Regions from separate parts of the Homo sapiens genome. Here region 1 is linked to region 2. Evidence: chromatin loops called from intact Hi-C (ENCODE). Cell type or tissue: gastrocnemius medialis. All regions are shown on one strand. Each heading gives the region's core, and the rest is flanking DNA. Links, peaks and the distances in the headings are about the cores only.

Region 1 (8,349 bases), core at 38-8,037, 55 kb before region 2:
GCTGGAGACGGAGTTTGCAGTAAGCCGAGATAGCACCACTGCACTCCAGTCTAGGTGACAGAGTGAGATGTCTCAAAACAAACAAACAAACAAGCAAACAAAAAACCAACTTCAGCATAACTGGGAGAGAGAAAAGCAGTCCCTAACATCCAAGAGCTGGCCTGGCACTCATAGGTAAGATCAAGACAAAATCAAGACCACTCTGTAATCGTGGCTGAATATAGACAAAACATGAACATTGTCCAAGCCACAAAATACCAAACATTTCCCCATCCTGGCAAATGTGAGTGACTGTTCTACTTTGCTAATCATAGCTTTAGCCTCACTACAGATAAGATTTGAGATACAAAATCATAGAATTATCCCTGCTTCCCAACAGCATCTCATGTAGAGCAAAGTCCTGCTTCCTAAAACCCTCTTCAAAATCACCTAACAGGAGCCCAAATCCCTGAAGTCTTTTCTAACATTCTGCTACCAAAACACCAATGGTGCGTGTTCTCCCTTGCTGAAATGAATAATAAACCCAACTTGTTCAATGACAAATGTGTCCCTAGTGATTTTTGACTGGAGGGCACTGACATAATGGAAATTTGGATGCCATGACTCTGGTCCATACTACTAATGAGGATATTTGAAAAATGACCATGTTGTAAAGTCCCAAGGTCCCTAATGTATTATTACATATTATTGCATTTAAGACAAAATTTTACATAAAAGTTAGTTGTTGAATAGTATAATATGCATAATATAAACTACTGAAGCCGTAACAAAATCTAAGAGCATCTTACTGAGCTCGATGCTGGCTGGCTCACGGCTGAATTTCCAAAAATGGTGAGTCTGGCATTCAATTCTTCTGCAAGATGAGTTGGAACATCCAAGTTACTTGACGGTGGAGGTGATGGGAAGGCCTGGTTGCTATACATGGTGGCTTCATCTTCTCTTATAATTTCCCAGTTCTAAAATGAACAGAATAAGCTTGAGCCACACATACTTTATTGCTATAGCATGTGTCTTTCAAGGAGAACTAGGAAACTACTTATACCTCGGAAGACTCTCGGTTGTCAACACTTTCTGTTTCCTCGGATATCTGCCGCCTGGTGGTAAATGCACGTTGTGCTTGCAGTTGAATGTTGCCATTCTCAGCATCTGTTAGGTTGTCCCTATATTGGAAGTATAAAAAGCCATCATCCATGTCTTAAGTAGTTAAAATGATTGTCAAAGATTCTGTGATCATTGGGAAAAAAATCTACATTACATCAATAAAAAAATTTATTGTCTTTGACCAAAGGCTATTTCAACATGCAAAGATTCAATCATGGGTAGGCAGACTGGTATATTTAGAGTACCTTACGGAGTTTAAGGTTTTGTGAAAAGGTATAACATGTCTGATTTGATATTTTAGTTTGTCACTATGTCTAGGATAATGTCCAACACATATAGGTACTCAAAAATATTTGTTGAATGAATAAATATCAGAGCGCTTCATAGATTATTTCATTGTATTATTTTGCCATGTTATTATAAGAGTAATAGAGTTACACATACATACATCTTTGTGAATCAGATAGTACATTTTCTAGAATTGGTCTTAAGCCAGGAGTAGAGTACTCCATGCATGAATGTGAAGGGCAGAATGAAAGATGGTGTAAGAACTTTATAATGAAAAGCTTAATGGTTTAGGAATTACATATCTATTAGTAATGGTATCTGTTTTTCGTAATATACAGTCATGGGCCTGTCCTGAAAAAGGTAATAGTAAAGATTTGTCTGAGCTTAGGAGAGGTACAATAAATCAGATTGGACGGTTAATGAGTATTAAAAAAAACAGAAAGAATGAATAAGACCTAGTATTTAATAGCTTAACAGGTGACTACAGTCAATAATAATTTAATTGTACATTTAAAAACAACCAGAAGACTATAATTGGATTGTTTGTAACAAAAAGGATAAAGGCTTGTGAGGATGGATACCCCATTTTACATGATGTGATTATTATGCCTTGCATGCCTGTATCAAAACCTCTCATGTACCCCACAAACATATATACCTACTAGGGACCCACAGAAATTAAAATTAAAAAAAATCAGATTGAACACCCTTACCCCAGTCATTTATATTATTCTAATTATTTGCATTTAATATAACCAGTCTATCAGATCAAGAATTTTGTTCAAATATTTAATAATAAAATTACTGTTTATTTAATGCGACATGAGCTCAGGCTAGTCAGAAGACCAGTTCTTACTGTACCGTAGCTAAAGAAAACATAATTTTGATACATGGCTCTAAGGGAATGCTTCAGTTTTTTTCCCCCTAAATATATGATTTTGGCTACCTGAAAATGACATCAGCCACAGTGAAAGAACTGTGATTTTGCTCATGTAAGGCTTGCCATAATACTGAGGTATGCAACAGCGCAATTCTACAGAATTTTATAGTGTCTTCAGCTTTGCAGTCTGTACGTCACTCTATGAAGACTGAAGCTTCTGTGCCATGAAGTACTTGAATTGCTGATTTGTTTTGGAAGGATTTGAGAACAGAAAATATCTGTAAAAGTGCTTGGCATATATCAGGCACAAAATATCATAGCCAAAAATTAGGAGGCTAATGAACACATTAAAAAATTACGAGTATGTTTCAAACAGAAGACTAAAGGAAGACTTTATAAGACTATATGGAAGGAAAAATGGAAGGGGATTTGAGAATAAATATGAATAATGGGAGATTTTATAAATGTATATACAGTCTAATAATAAAAAAAATCACTGAGGAGACAGAAGTTAGAATATGTTGAAAGTCATTCCGTCCTTGATCTGTGCGTGCTGGAAGTTATGTGGACATTGACCAGACTGTCAAATGCGCGTTTAACGTAATACCCTTATTATTGAGTCCTTTATATTTTACAAATAATTTATATTTTAAAAATAGAGTACTATAGAAATTAACATTTTATTACATTTTAATAACAAACTACAAGAATTCTCCAAGACTTCTAATTCAGCCTAAAAATAAAAATCTACCATTTGTGGCTACATAAAATTAAAAACCTATTAAAATTAAGACGCAATTAAAAGGGTAGTATCTAGAGTCAAGTAATTTTGAATATTATCAAGTCATTTAAAAAACGAAACAGCAGAGTTAGGATTTTTAAAGTCCTGGGCAATAAAAATCCTAGTATTCTTATAGTTTATGGATCACTATACTGTTATGAATCCATCTGAGACATGACTTCAAAATGAAAATTCGTAGTTAAAGTGTTTCCAGATTAAAATTGTGAAAGCCATCAGCACATACTGAGGGGTTGGTCTTTTCCACTGTGTTCTTCTAGATTCATGGTTTACATAATAGGTCCTTCCAAGGATATCCTGCCTCTCTTCCCACCCTGGAGGTAGAGGAGAAGGTTCTTGTTGTTGCTGCAAATGGCAAGCAGCATCTGGTTGGTCCAAAACAACCCAGCCAGGCTGAAAAACAGGATGGCAGCAATTAAGTTTACGCATGATTTTTTTAACTTTCTAAATTATATGCTAAAGGAAATTTAAAAAGAGATTTATTATATCAAGTTTTAGAAATTATGCATAGACAGAATAAACAATCCTCAACTTTTAAGACCATAATGTAAATACTTTATGATAATGAAGACTCTTTTTGCAAAAATGATAACCATTTAAATTTTGTTTAAAATTGTCTAAAAATTTTTCAAAAAAAACTTTAAAGGCACAAGCCTGTAAAGTTTCCACCAGGTTCTTCCTGGGTGACAGAACCAGATCCCATCTCAAAACAACAATAAAACAGAACTTTAAAACAAATCTATTTAAAATTTTCATAACAAAAAAGTAATAAAAGTATGTGAGGTGATTTAATGAGATTAATTAGCCTGATTTAATCATTTTGCATTGTAAGTATATATCAAAACATCACATTGTCCTCCATAAATATATACAATTATTGTCAATCAAAAATAAAATTTTAAAAAATCTAATAGAAAAAAAGGACAAAAAATCGTTTAAATAAACAACCACGGAAAGTTGGAAAGTACTGAGAAATTGAGAAGTATAGTTTAAACTACTAGTGTAATCTTAGGCTGTTCTCTAAATTATCAACTGAATGAAGGGCAAGGATTATTTCTTATTGGTCATTGTCTTTCCTACAGAGAAAGCACCTTGCTTACGGTAGAAATCAATAACTATCTGACACATGGAAAAAATCATTTGATAAAGGTCAAATATACAAAGGGGCAAGATGGGGAAGGCAAATGATTTAGAAATAACTGCTACAGTGAACTCTCTAGTGATGGAAAAGTCATTCTCATTCCCTTGTCTGATTTCTCTCTTTCTCCTCTGGACCAAGGCAAGGCATTTTATCAAGTCATAAAACAGCCAAAGAAAGATTTTTAAAAAATGCACTGAGAAGTTTGGTTTCTCAGAGATTAACAAGGGGCAAAATTAACATAAAGCCTTAGGGCAGTTAAAGTAAGGAATTGATAGAAAAGAGTAGCAAGAGTTAATGCTTTTATATGAGAAACCTCACAAAAGAAAAGGCAGTAGGTCAAAGATTCTATTAAATACTGATTGGTTAGGAAAGCATTAGAAACTGAAATAAACTGGTGAAGAAAACTTTAAAATGCTCCCAAAAGGACACAAAAGAAGACCTAAATAAGGGAAAGACATAGTCTGTTCTTGGCTGGGAAGACTCAGTCTCACAAAGGTGTCAATTCTTCCCAAGTTAATCTATAAATTTGCCAAGATTCCAACAAAACTGTATTATGATTAAAAAAAAAAATAGGCCAGGTGCGGTGGCTCAGGCCTATAATTCCAGCACTTTGGGAGGCCGAGGCGGGCAGATCACTTGAAGTAGGGAGTTTGAGACCAGCCTGACCAACATGGAGAAACCCCATCTCTACTAAAAATACAAAATTAGCCAGGTGTGGTGGCGCATGCCTGTAAATCCCAGTTATTCGGGAGGCTGAGGCAGGAGAATCACTTGAACCCGAGAGGCGGAGGTGATGGTGAGCCGAAATCACGCCATTGCACTCCAGCCTGGACAACAAGAGTGAAACTCTGTCTCATAAGAAAAAAAAAAAAAAAAGATACGAGGCAACTCTCAAGTTCAACAGAAACATAAACAAGCAGGAATAAGCAGCACAATTTTTAAAAAGAAAAGCAAGAAGTGAAGATCAACCCTACCAGATAAAAACACATTATAAATGACAACAATTAAAGCTGTGTGGTTCTGGTGCATGCATCGACAGGCAGCTCAATAGATTTGCCCAGAAAGAAACTCAACTTTATAGGAATTCCGGCCAGGCACAGTGGTTCATGCCTGCAATCTCAGCACTTTGGGAAGCTGAGGTGAGGGGGTCACTTGAGGTCAGGAGTTTGAGACCAGCCTGGCCAACATGGTGAAACCCCATCTCTACTAAAAATACAAAAATTAGCCGGGCATGGTGGCGGGCGCCTGTAATCCCAGCTACTCGAGAGGCTGGGGCAGGAGAATTGCTTGAGCCCAGGAGGCAGAGGTTGCAGTGAGCTGAGATCGCACCACTGCATACCAGCCTGGGCGATAGAGCAAGACTCTGTCTCAAAAAAAAAAAAAAAAAAAAACTTTATAGGAATTTAGAATATGATAAAGACATTTGAAATCTGTGGCAAAATACGCAGATTACTTAGAAAATGGGCACCCATTTGGAAAAAACTTCACTTGAATTCCTACCTCATGCCTTATATCAGGATAAGTTACAGACTGAATAATATCTAAATGTTTAAAAGTGAAACCAAAAAGTAGTAGTAACAAACTTTTGAAAATTTTAGAAATATATTTTAAAAGTGGGACACTGTTAAGTATGACACCAAACCTTGAAGGCATGAAAGAGAAGATCCATAAATTTGATAACAAAACACCCACATTTGTATATGGCCAAAACTACTAAATAACATTAAAAAAAAAAAGACCAAATGACAAAGTGGCAAACATTTTTGGTGCTTTGATAACTGACACAGAATAATTTCCTTAGATACACAGAGCTTCTGTTCTAGGCCTGGAGATCAGCAGTAAATGACTGCTGTGTGACAGGCAGTGGACGGCTTCCAAGATGGAAGAGAATTCTTCCACGTTGGAAGGCTAGACCTGAAAACGAGGCCTCAGGGAAAAGAGTTGGGAAGGAAAGGAATGTTTTTTGGTAGCAGGGAGAAATGGATAGGGGTTTCTGCAGCAAGGCTGATCTAGTTTGGCTAGCTCTGTATAGAAGGTGACGAGTAGTGGAGTAGGAAGATGACAGAATAAATTATTTTGGGAGAAAAGGTCTGGAGGGGAATTTCTCTCTTTCTTCTCTCTCTCAACAGGGTCTCATTCTGACACCCAGGTTGGAGTGCAGTGGTGCCATCACAGCTCACTGCAGCCTTGACCTCTTGAGCTCAAGCAATCTTCCACCTCAGGCTTTAGGTGTGTACTACCATCCCAAGCTAATTTTTAATTTTTTTGTAGAGATGGGGTCTCGTTATGTTGCCCAGGCTGGTCTCAAACTCCTGGGCTCAAGCAATCCTCCTGCCTTGGTCTCCCAAAGTGCTGGGATTACCAGCGTGAGCCACTGTGCCCAACCTTTCTTCTTTTTTTTTTTAAATTTTTACCTCTTTTATAAGAATTGTTCTCTCTATTTTTTCTTTTTATTGCCCAAATTTCATTCTCTTCTTTCCTTATATCCTCTTACTTTGTCTGCCCATCCATGTTGATCTTCCTTCTTTCTTTCTTTTCCTTTCTCTTAAATTATGATAATACAGGATCTAGCATACCTAAAATTTAGTCTTGCATATATTGAATCAGACTGTATGTTTCTGGTTTCAATCCCAAAACACGTTAAGTTTTTATATTTTACTCTTTTGAGAAAATATAAATTTAACATTTTTTGGTTGAATATAACCATTGATTACTTTTCCTTTAAGATTAATACAATTTATTAATAAAATAGTTCTCACTACTGCTGTAAAGGATTATAAAAATAGTGCTAGAAAAATGGTAGCAAAAGAATATTTCTTTTAAAGCTTCTTAGAGATTTCTCTCTTAAATGTCTGCTTAATGTATTTATATTATCTGAGTAAATTCAGGAAGAGAAAGAACAAAAATTAATTTAATTAAGGGCTTAAAAAAGACCTGTCTCAAATTTGTGGAAGTAGAGTTGTACAATCAAACACGGCTTAGAAAGACTGGATACAATGCCTCTATACAGTCAATTTTTTGGATAGAAGGCCTTCCTATTAAATATGTATCAGCTGCTATTCTTTATAAAATAACTTTCTAAGTATCAATGAACCTTATTTAATTTCTAACCGCAAAGCCAATATGTAATTGCTCACAATTTAATCAAGTCAAAGAGGGTCAGAAAGAAAGCATTCAGAGGTACAACCAACATTTTATGTTAATTTTGTAAAATACATACAACTAACCCTAAAGTTGCAAATGGTACAAAAATCAAATGTTACATAATTATCTATTATAGCCATACTTTACTACAGAATACAAACTACCTAAGAGTGAGCTTCATTTCAAAATTACAATTGTTTTCCTTAAATAGTAGAATTTTATATATACAGTCACAAACTAGCTGTCAAAGGACTAGGCAAGACTCCTCTAGTCATTAGCTACACAGAAGGTAAATAAGCACAGATTCATGTGTTTGAATTCCTAGGGCCTTTCATAAATAAACTCCTACAAGCTTACATCTCCTGAAATTATAAGGTGCATTCTGAGGGAATTCAAACACTGAGACATGAGACCGCAAAATGAAGTGAAGCAGTTCTCTCCACAGAAACTCAACTGTGAATAGGGTCCTATGATGCGTGCATGTGGGCAAAACTTGGAGCAGGTTACTAAATAATGAAATGCTGTTAAATTTTTTCAAGTTACTAAATAAATAATTTTCTTTCTTTACAGCAGATATCCTTCATTTCAAACAGAATTCCATTATTCGAGATACTCTGGTACACCAAAAAGCCAGGTAGAGAAACTTCTACTGAATGAATACTTGAAAACTTTAAAAACAATTATACGAAAATCAGAGAAAAATACCTAACAAAAAGTTAATCAAATAAGTGAAGAGAGTTCTTTGATCACCAAACCAGGGGCTATCTATACTCTGTGATTTGAAGAAAAAAGGTTCTTTCCTGGCTGGGTGCCGTGGCTCACGCCTGTAGTCCCAGCACTTTGGGAAGCCGAGGCGGATGGACGGCTTGAGGCCAGGAGTTCAAGACCAGCCTGGCCAACATAGTAAAACTCTGTCTCTACTAAAAATACAAAAATTAGCCAGGCATGGTAGCACATGCCTGTAATCTCAGCTACTTGGGAGGCTGAGGCATGAGA
Region 2 (8,349 bases), core at 204-8,203:
TGGCTAAGATTCATAAGAGTTAAATTACTAATATAATAAAGCTGAATTGTCAAAAAAATGAAAAGGTAAATAGAAAATTGTGGTAAATGCCTAGCAATTTAAACCAAATTCAAAAATATTAAAACTTAGAATTCAATATTGTTGAAAGAGTGAGTTACATTTTAGAGGGCAGTATTAACTCGTGGCTAAAGAAAAATAGGGTGGAAACAAAATTCCTGTGGTTAAGGGTATATACAAATACAAATGCCATTTATTTTTCCTCTGCTTTAAACATGCAGCATAATAGTTTTTATGAATGATCTTATAAACACATGTATTTGAGATATAGTTTCTCTATGATAATTTATAAAAAGATCTTTACACTTTGATATGGGTTTTTGTTTAATATTTTAAATAAGCATTCTAAATTTTACTCTATTTCATAATGATTAAGAAGAGGAGAAAACAAAATGATCATTTGAAAATAGGAATAAAGTATTGAGCTACACAAAAGAATACTATATCATTTAAAGGAAAAATATGCCAAGATAAAATGTTATGAAATAGACTGTTATTCAAAGTTTGTTTTGTTGTAGAAAGTTTTTTATGTTGTAGAAAAGTTTTATAGCTTAAATCACTTAGGAAGATTTTTAAAAATATACATTTTGTACACTGGTAAAATAACAAATAGAGTAAAAAACTATACATAGAGTTCTTCAGATTTACAAATATAAAATTTATGACTACAAAATACTGCTAGCTAAGGACCAGGAAAATATGTAAAACTGCTTGGTTACAATAAATGTTCTCCAAATATTTCATTAAGTTATTCTCATATAAATTAACATTTACCAAGACCAAAGGAAACTTACCTTGCAAGAATTAGACAGTTCATTTGTGCAATCTCTGTTGCTGTCTCTTGATAAATTATCCACTTTACCTTCATTTCCAGATGCAAACTTTATGAGTAACTGAGATGGTCCCCCTTTAGAACAATTGTGCTTAAGGCTGGATAGACAGGAAATATTTGGATAAGCTCCTCCCAATGAAATACTTCTTCGTAAAATACCATGGTTTTTGTTCATCTGTGAATGTGGTCTTTCCAATTCTCCATTGATATTTATTTGACAATCTACATTTTGGGAGGATGGCAAACATGCAGATGTCCTATGCATGAGCTTAATATACTCTGAATCAGAATTAAGCTTAATTTCTGACATTTCTGGTTTACAATCACCATTTGTTGTTTCACAGTCTAATGTAGCTGCTTTTCGTTGGGTGAAATGCACTGAAACACAAGAATATCCTTCAGATGACTTTTCACAGACAGTCTGTCTGGGAGTATTATTCGAAAGAACAATTTTCTTCTGTAACGAGCCCTTCCTGTGAAGCGGCCGTATGTCTCTTACTTCTCCGGGGGTACAAATTGTTTTAGATAACCGAAGTCCATTGACAGCTGTTGAAAGAAATCCTTTAGCACTAGTGCCATCCTCATTATGTGCAATTTCACTAGGAGAAATAATAAACTGGTGTGAAGTTTGATAGGATCCTTTGCTCAGAAGAGTACACAGACTTGTTGGAGAAGTCGGTCGGGTAGTTGAAGGACTCCTAGGAAAAATGACTAAGGAGGAGTAACGTTTTAGTGGAATTTTTGTGTTCCTGCTCACTGGCAATTTCATAATCTCTAATCCATGTTCCAAGTCATCCTGGACAAAAGGATCTGTACTTGTACTTCTTGAAAAAATTTCACAAGGAGTAGTATTCCTGTTTGGCACACTTCTATTGGAGGTGCTGTCAGAAGGTAAGTTTCCACCCAAAAAAGTATCATCACTTGGTGGAAAAGTATAACTACTACTGTCACTGATGACACTGTTAGTATATGAACCTCCACTTGTGATACTTGCACATGACCCAAAATCACTACCGTTGCTGCTGTAAGACCCATTATCACTGGTTGAAAAGTTACTAAGGCTACCACTACAAATGGCTGGACTGCTTACAAGGTGACCATCATTCACAGCATTCAATTCATTATCGACCACAGCACTACTGTAAATACCATCCTTCAAGATACAAGTAAACGAAGCATCATCACTATCAGCTAAGACATTGCTAGACTGAAGATATCCACTGTACCTTGTTGGCTGTAGTGAAATCTGTAGACAGCTGCTCTTTTTATTAACATTTTCAGATGAGGGAACAGATGATCTTTCTTGAGACTGAACGTTTTCCTTTATTAACGGAGCTAGTGCAGTCTGTCTGGGAGTCAGCTTCATTTGAACAACGTTAGACGTTGAAATCCGTGTTGGTCTTTTGAAGCACATGTGAACATGGCTATCCAAGTCATCTCCGGAGGTTTCTGACAAAGGGTAAGTATTGCTTCTTCTGGCTGCAAAGTGCAATCGTAAGCTTTGTGCCATTTGTTCTCATTTCCAAACATGTTAAGGGCTGAAAGTCATAACAAAGATCTCTGTCCGTAGACAGGCTAGAAGCAGCTGCACTGCATCAAAAGAAAAAATCATTTGTGGTGCCTAAAAGAGCTATTAAGTAGTAGTCTTTATCCTAAGTAAAACATTAGATACCAGATATCATAGAAAGAAAAAGACGACCCATTCCAGAGACTGACGTTTCCAAAATGTCTTGAATCGCTTGTAGTCAAAATGCCTTCACTTACAAAGCACTTGATTTCCAGCGACCTTTAAGCTGAGCTCAGCTGCAGCACACTGACTCAAACACAGCCAACCTTGTTTCAATTATACCTTCTCCAATTTGCATGAATGAGTAACACAAGAACAACAATCTTCTAACATTTCAAGTTGAAACAGTATTTTTTCACCCCAGCTCTACTAAATGAACATTTAACTATGTGAATCACAGTGCCTATACTTTCTCCAGCCGACTTTGCCCACTAATATTTTTACCCATAGGTATAGAATTACAGGAAGTTGGTAGGAACAAAACCCCATGTAATTAAGCATCAAATCAAAGATTGAATTTCCAAATAGTAGCCATACTAGGAATCTAGTCAAGTTAGTTAATATAGGGACTGTTAATTTTTTTTTTTTAATGTGTGAATTCAAACAGTTAGGTAAATTTGGAAATACCAAAACTTTACAATGAATTAAAACTTTAGCACTACATCAAATAGATACATATTTTAGCTTCCAAAGTGCTAGTTACATAAAAAGTGAAAGCTTAAGGACAGAACTACAAAATTAACCTAGTAATACCATTGCAAAACTGAAGCATAGGTTCAAGAAAAAAAGTTTAAGAGAAGCTGTCACTAAGCATTTTCTCCTGTAATTTTAAGGCCTTTTCCAGCCAAGTAGAACAGTCTTTAAATGATGCCATTTATATTTTGACTATTAAAACTGCCAAGAAATAGCCTAAGCAAACATTCCAATAAAAATATATGCAGATTAGAAAAAAAAAACTATACCCCAAGATAGTTTGAACACACAGGATATTTTATTCCACTGTCTCTGCAATTCATTCACTTAAGAGAGTGTTGTGGTAAGTAAAGAAGTCTAAAAAGGATTTAGCACATCAAATAAACATGTCTCAATGCCAATTCTGTTCTGAAAAACTCTAAGAGCTCTTTGCTGGCCCCTGCTGGTACTTTGAAACAATCCATTTAGCTGTTTGATATCTATAAAGAAATACAAACCAAGCTGCACATTTCTTTATATAAACGAAGTACATACTTGTTTACATTTTTGAGAGCTAGCCCTACCCTAGAGGTGGAATTACTCACCAGTGCTGATAAAGCTCCCACAGTAGAGAACAGTGGACTGTTTGTCCTTTTAGAGGTTGTGATTTTGTATATATATTTTTTCTGCTTTGTATTTATTTAACCTTTATTTTCAGTTTACTAGGCAATCAAAATTTAATATTTTAATTTCTCTCTCAAATGCCATAGACCAAGGTTGGTATTCTATTTGAAAGAAACAAATTTATTTTTAAATAATACTCTAGGGTATATTTAAACCCCTCACCTAAATTTTATAGCTGGAACTCCAGTAATAAATATATACTGGCTCATTCATAGGAAAGTAAAAGGTAAAATAGTTCCGTTGTTTATACCACATGCTACTACACCCAAGTTGTATTTTGCTAAGTAAGTTTTTTTTCCTAAGTAAAAGCAAATATGTAAAACATATACTCATACTTTGTTAAAAAAAAAAAACTGCTTAAGATAGATCTGTTTTTGATCAGAATTTTCTAAACAGATTTTTAATCAATTAAGACACAAAACAGAATTATGGGAATTCATTGCATTTCATTTGACTAGAATGAAACAGCCCTGTTTTTGAATGCGTACAATAGTTGAAAACTTAGTAATACAATTATTATGTTATTTTTGCTTTTGTATAAACCACCTCCTTTATGATTTTACAGACTTCAGTCAATATTCTCTTAACATCTTTTTCTTTTAAATAAGGAGGAGTCCTGTTTTACTCTGCCTTCAAATGACTTCAGCGTTCTTTCTGGGATTAAGTGTGGGGTCTAATAACTCAAAGAATGAATCCCTTCTAATAGGCTAATCAATGAGATCTAATTGTTCATGTCTGTGGCCTAAAACTTCCAGGAAATAAGAAAAGCTCCTCTCATTATTAACATATAAAATAATGAACTCCAAGTATTTGGTCAGATAAATGTCTTCTCTTTGGTAAGCTTCACTATAAGCATCAGTTCCATGTCCCCTAACTAGATTTTAACTTTCCAGAGAGCATGGGCCATAACTACACATTTCTTCTGATGCTCCTGAGCTCATCCTGGGCTCAAAGTAAGTACCAGAAGACACCAGATAGAAGTCTGGATGGAGAGATGGATGGTGTCATCACAGTCACTCTGAATGCCTAATGCTTTCTTTCAGGATTTTTCTTGTTGTTGTTGAAGTTGATCCAGCCGCCACTTTTAAAGAAATATCAAAAAGCACTGCAGGTGGACAAGAAAGAATGACGTTTGAAAAATTTACAGAGAGGGTTTCAGCCAAGGAAATGTAAGGTAAGAGAATCACATGCACTTCCTAGCACTCTAGTCTGAGTTTAAATTCTAGGGAGGCTGAACAATTTGCATTGCTGGCTGAGGTCTGAAATTGCATAGGATCTATACTGCTATTATAGCAGTTACATGGGAAATCGGGGAACTTGCTATAAAATGTAGTCTCTCAGTCCAGCAAATACCAAAACAGGAGTGTTAATCCTAACCTTAAGTGTAGAAGAACTGGAGGGACATGGCAGCCCTCATCTGGAAAGAATCCATGCAAGTCCTACATAGAATTTCATATTCCGGAATGAAACAGATAACGTCTTAGGATTGAAGCTAAGAACCTCACATTCAGAGCTGTTGGTTACTGATCATCTACATGGAAAATAATGTGATTATCTACATGGTATGGATAGGCTCTGGGTAATCTTAATCATTGACTGAACTTTGAAGGCCAAAGTCAGCTGCGGTGGTTAATTGTATGTATCAACTTCGATAGGTTATGGTACCCACTTGTTTGGTCAAACATCAGTATAGACATTGCTATGAAGACATTTAGACATGATTAGCATTTAAATCAGTAGACTCTGAGTAGAGCACATTACCCTCCACAATGTGTGTGGGTCTCATCCAATCAGCTGAGGGCTTTGAAAGCAAACACAGGTTGTGTAAGAAGCAGCAATTCTGCCTCAAGACTACAATGTAGAATCCCTGCCTAAGTTCTCAGCTTCCTGGCCTGCCCTGCAGATTTCAGATTGAAGTCTTCACTATATATATATTGTGTGGAAATATATATATTCATATATTATACATAATTTCATATATAAAATATATGAAAAATAAATAATACATAAAATATATACACAATCTATTGTTTCTGTTTCTCTGGAGAACCTTCACTAATACAACTGCTAAACGTGAGAAGCACAGGGTCTCCACCCAGAATATAGGTGGCTCCTAAAACCGGTGGCTGAATGTGTACAGGTGTATATCTTAGACTGGTGACACAGTGCTAACTTTTGCATTGGTGGGTAGAGTTTTTTTAAGACACATCATTCTGAAATGTTCTGTCATTATTGCCACCACTACCACCACCATCACCATAATGAAACGACAATATTTTATAACACTCAAGTCTTAAAATTGGCTGGAAAAAAGTGATATAAGCCTACTCTTTATTGAAAGCAAATATCACTTACATTACAAACGTTTTCCAGATGACTAAAGTTGTTTCTGCTTAATATTATACTTGTGTTCTTCACCCTCCATTTTCCAAGAGAATTTGCTAGGAAAATGGTACATTTTAAATTTAGTTGTGAGTGCCTCAGCAGAATAAAGACGGAATGACATTTATAATGACACAGGTCATTTGTTGCTATACAATCAGGTCTGTTACTCCACCAATGGCTATAGGTTCTATAACATCTCAGGTCATCTCTATACCTCCCTTACCTGCTAAGACTAGCAACAAATCAAGAGGACTAGAATGACACACACCACCATGTTCTAATTATCTTTGGCTCTTTGTTTTGCTGGTAAACCGAGTTTCTCAAGAAAAGCTGTATTTCCCACTCATAGAAGAGCATCTAACACAGTAGATATACTAAATGGTATATCTTAGCTAACACAAGATATACCATATCAGAGAGCTACAAACGCGTTAAGTCTACGAATGTTAAATGACATTTTATATTTGTATCATGATAAAGAATTTTCCAAGTATTTTCATCGTCATTGTCTCATTTTATCCTCACAATATGCTTATGAGATAGGCAGGGCAAATATTGTTGTCCTCATTTTTTAAATGTGAGAAGGTATTTTTAGAAGGATTGAATAATTTGTTTAGGGTTACAAGCTAATACCCCAAAAGAAAGGCAGGATTATAATAGAATTTCTTAGTCCTTAGTGTGGGGATCTATAATAACTTTTTTTTTTTTTCGCCGAGACGGAGTCTCACTCTGTTGCCTAGGCTGGAATGCAATGGTGTGATCTCAGCTCACTGCAACCTCCACCTCCTGGGCTCAAGCAATTCTCATGCCTCAGTCTCCAGAGTAGCCGGGACTACAGGTGCGCACCATCAGGCCTGGCTAAATTTTGTATTTTTAGTAGAGACGCAGTTTCACCATGCTGGCCAGGCTGGTGTCGAACTCCTGACATCAGGTGTTCACCTAACCTCAGGAACACCTCCTGATCCACCCGCCTCAGCCTCCCAAAGTGCTGGGATTACAGGTGTTACAATATTTTGATTAATGTGTTATTTGTTTTTTCATATGGTTAAAAGTTTTAAAAATTTTGTCATATTTATCCATCTATAAATATCCAACTGTTAATATCAAAGGCAATACTTTTTTCTTCCAACCTATCATGACACACTTTATAGTATTATATACACAGTAAATGCTTAAGGAATGTTAATTCACTGATTAGTGTTTGACAAACAGCCATTCTGGCCATTAAGAAAGAGTCACGCAAATACTAAAGTTACTGGCAAAATGGACCAGACAATTAAGCATGGTGGAAAGCACAAATGTGAGCTGTCCCTCCTTGTGGACAACATGCAAATAACGCAAATAAAATAGTTCACCAATAATACACTCAATGATCAGGCAAAATTCACATCGGTATCAGTGGCAACAGGAAAAATAACAGTAATACCATGATCTAGCAATTCAACTCTAAAACATATCTCTTAGAGATAGACTCAGACACGTACATAGGGAGACATAAAAATGTTTATCAATTTGTAAGAGCAAAATACTGGAAATAACACTAATATCTATTAAGGAGGTTAAATACATAAATTATAGCATTATGATTTTTCAGAATATAGAAAATTATGCATCATTGAAATGTGTAATCACAGATCTCACAAATATAATGTTAAGCAAAAAAGCATATCAGAGGAATGTCTATAGAGATATACTATTTTTACAAATTAAAAAATATGCAAAATAAACAATGTGGGTTTTTGCTTTTTTGGAGACAGAGTTTCGCTCTTGTCACCTAGGCTGAAGTGCAATGGTGTTATCTTGGCTCACTGCAACCTCCACCTCCTGGGTTCGGGCAAGTCTCCCAACTCAGCCTCCCAAGTAGCTGGGACTACAGGTGCCCACCATCACGCCTAACTAATTTTTGTATTTTTATTACAGACAGAGTTTCACCACGTTGGCCAGCCTGGTCTTGAACTCCTGACCTCAGGTGATCCACCTAACTCGGCCTCCCAAAGTGCTGGGATTACAGGCATAAGCAACCATGCCCGGCCAACAATGTGTTTTTTGGGGATATATATACATGTGATAAAAGTATTTTAAAAAGCAAAGAATGATAAAAACAAAATTGAGGACAGTGGCTAGTACTTGTGGAGGAAGAAAAGAAGATGCT

What was found. A loop is a pair of places that touch in the nucleus more often than their neighbours do. Peaks named below come from ENCODE experiments on the same cell type or tissue, not always from the same donor. Only the 100,000 strongest peaks of a DNase experiment are listed, where the experiment ranks them.
Region 1: a loop joins it to region 2, with 9 times the contacts of the local background. A loop is called at or near these places in 4 of 110 quality-filtered maps.

Annotation. Positions count from the first base shown.
Region 1 is chr15:55,859,619-55,867,967 of GRCh38, forward strand. It overlaps NEDD4 (NEDD4 E3 ubiquitin protein ligase), which reads right to left. Exons shown (of 29, transcript NM_006154.4): 9 at 3,295-3,461; 10 at 1,043-1,160; 11 at 789-956. Among named protein-coding and RNA genes, the nearest start is that of PRTG, 120 kb to the left of the region's middle. In gastrocnemius medialis, for the core only: no CTCF peak of the experiment used is centred there; no DNase peak of the experiment used is centred there; H3K4me3 peaks cover 615 bases; H3K27ac peaks cover 2,414 bases.
Region 2 is chr15:55,914,433-55,922,781 of GRCh38, forward strand. All of the region lies in intron 5 of NEDD4 (NEDD4 E3 ubiquitin protein ligase), which reads right to left. Among named protein-coding and RNA genes, the nearest start is that of NEDD4, 75 kb to the right of the region's middle. In gastrocnemius medialis, for the core only: a CTCF peak has its summit at 3,587 (motif pointing left); DNase peaks (open chromatin) are centred at 2,689 and 3,589; H3K4me3 peaks cover 3,324 bases; H3K27ac peaks cover 4,467 bases.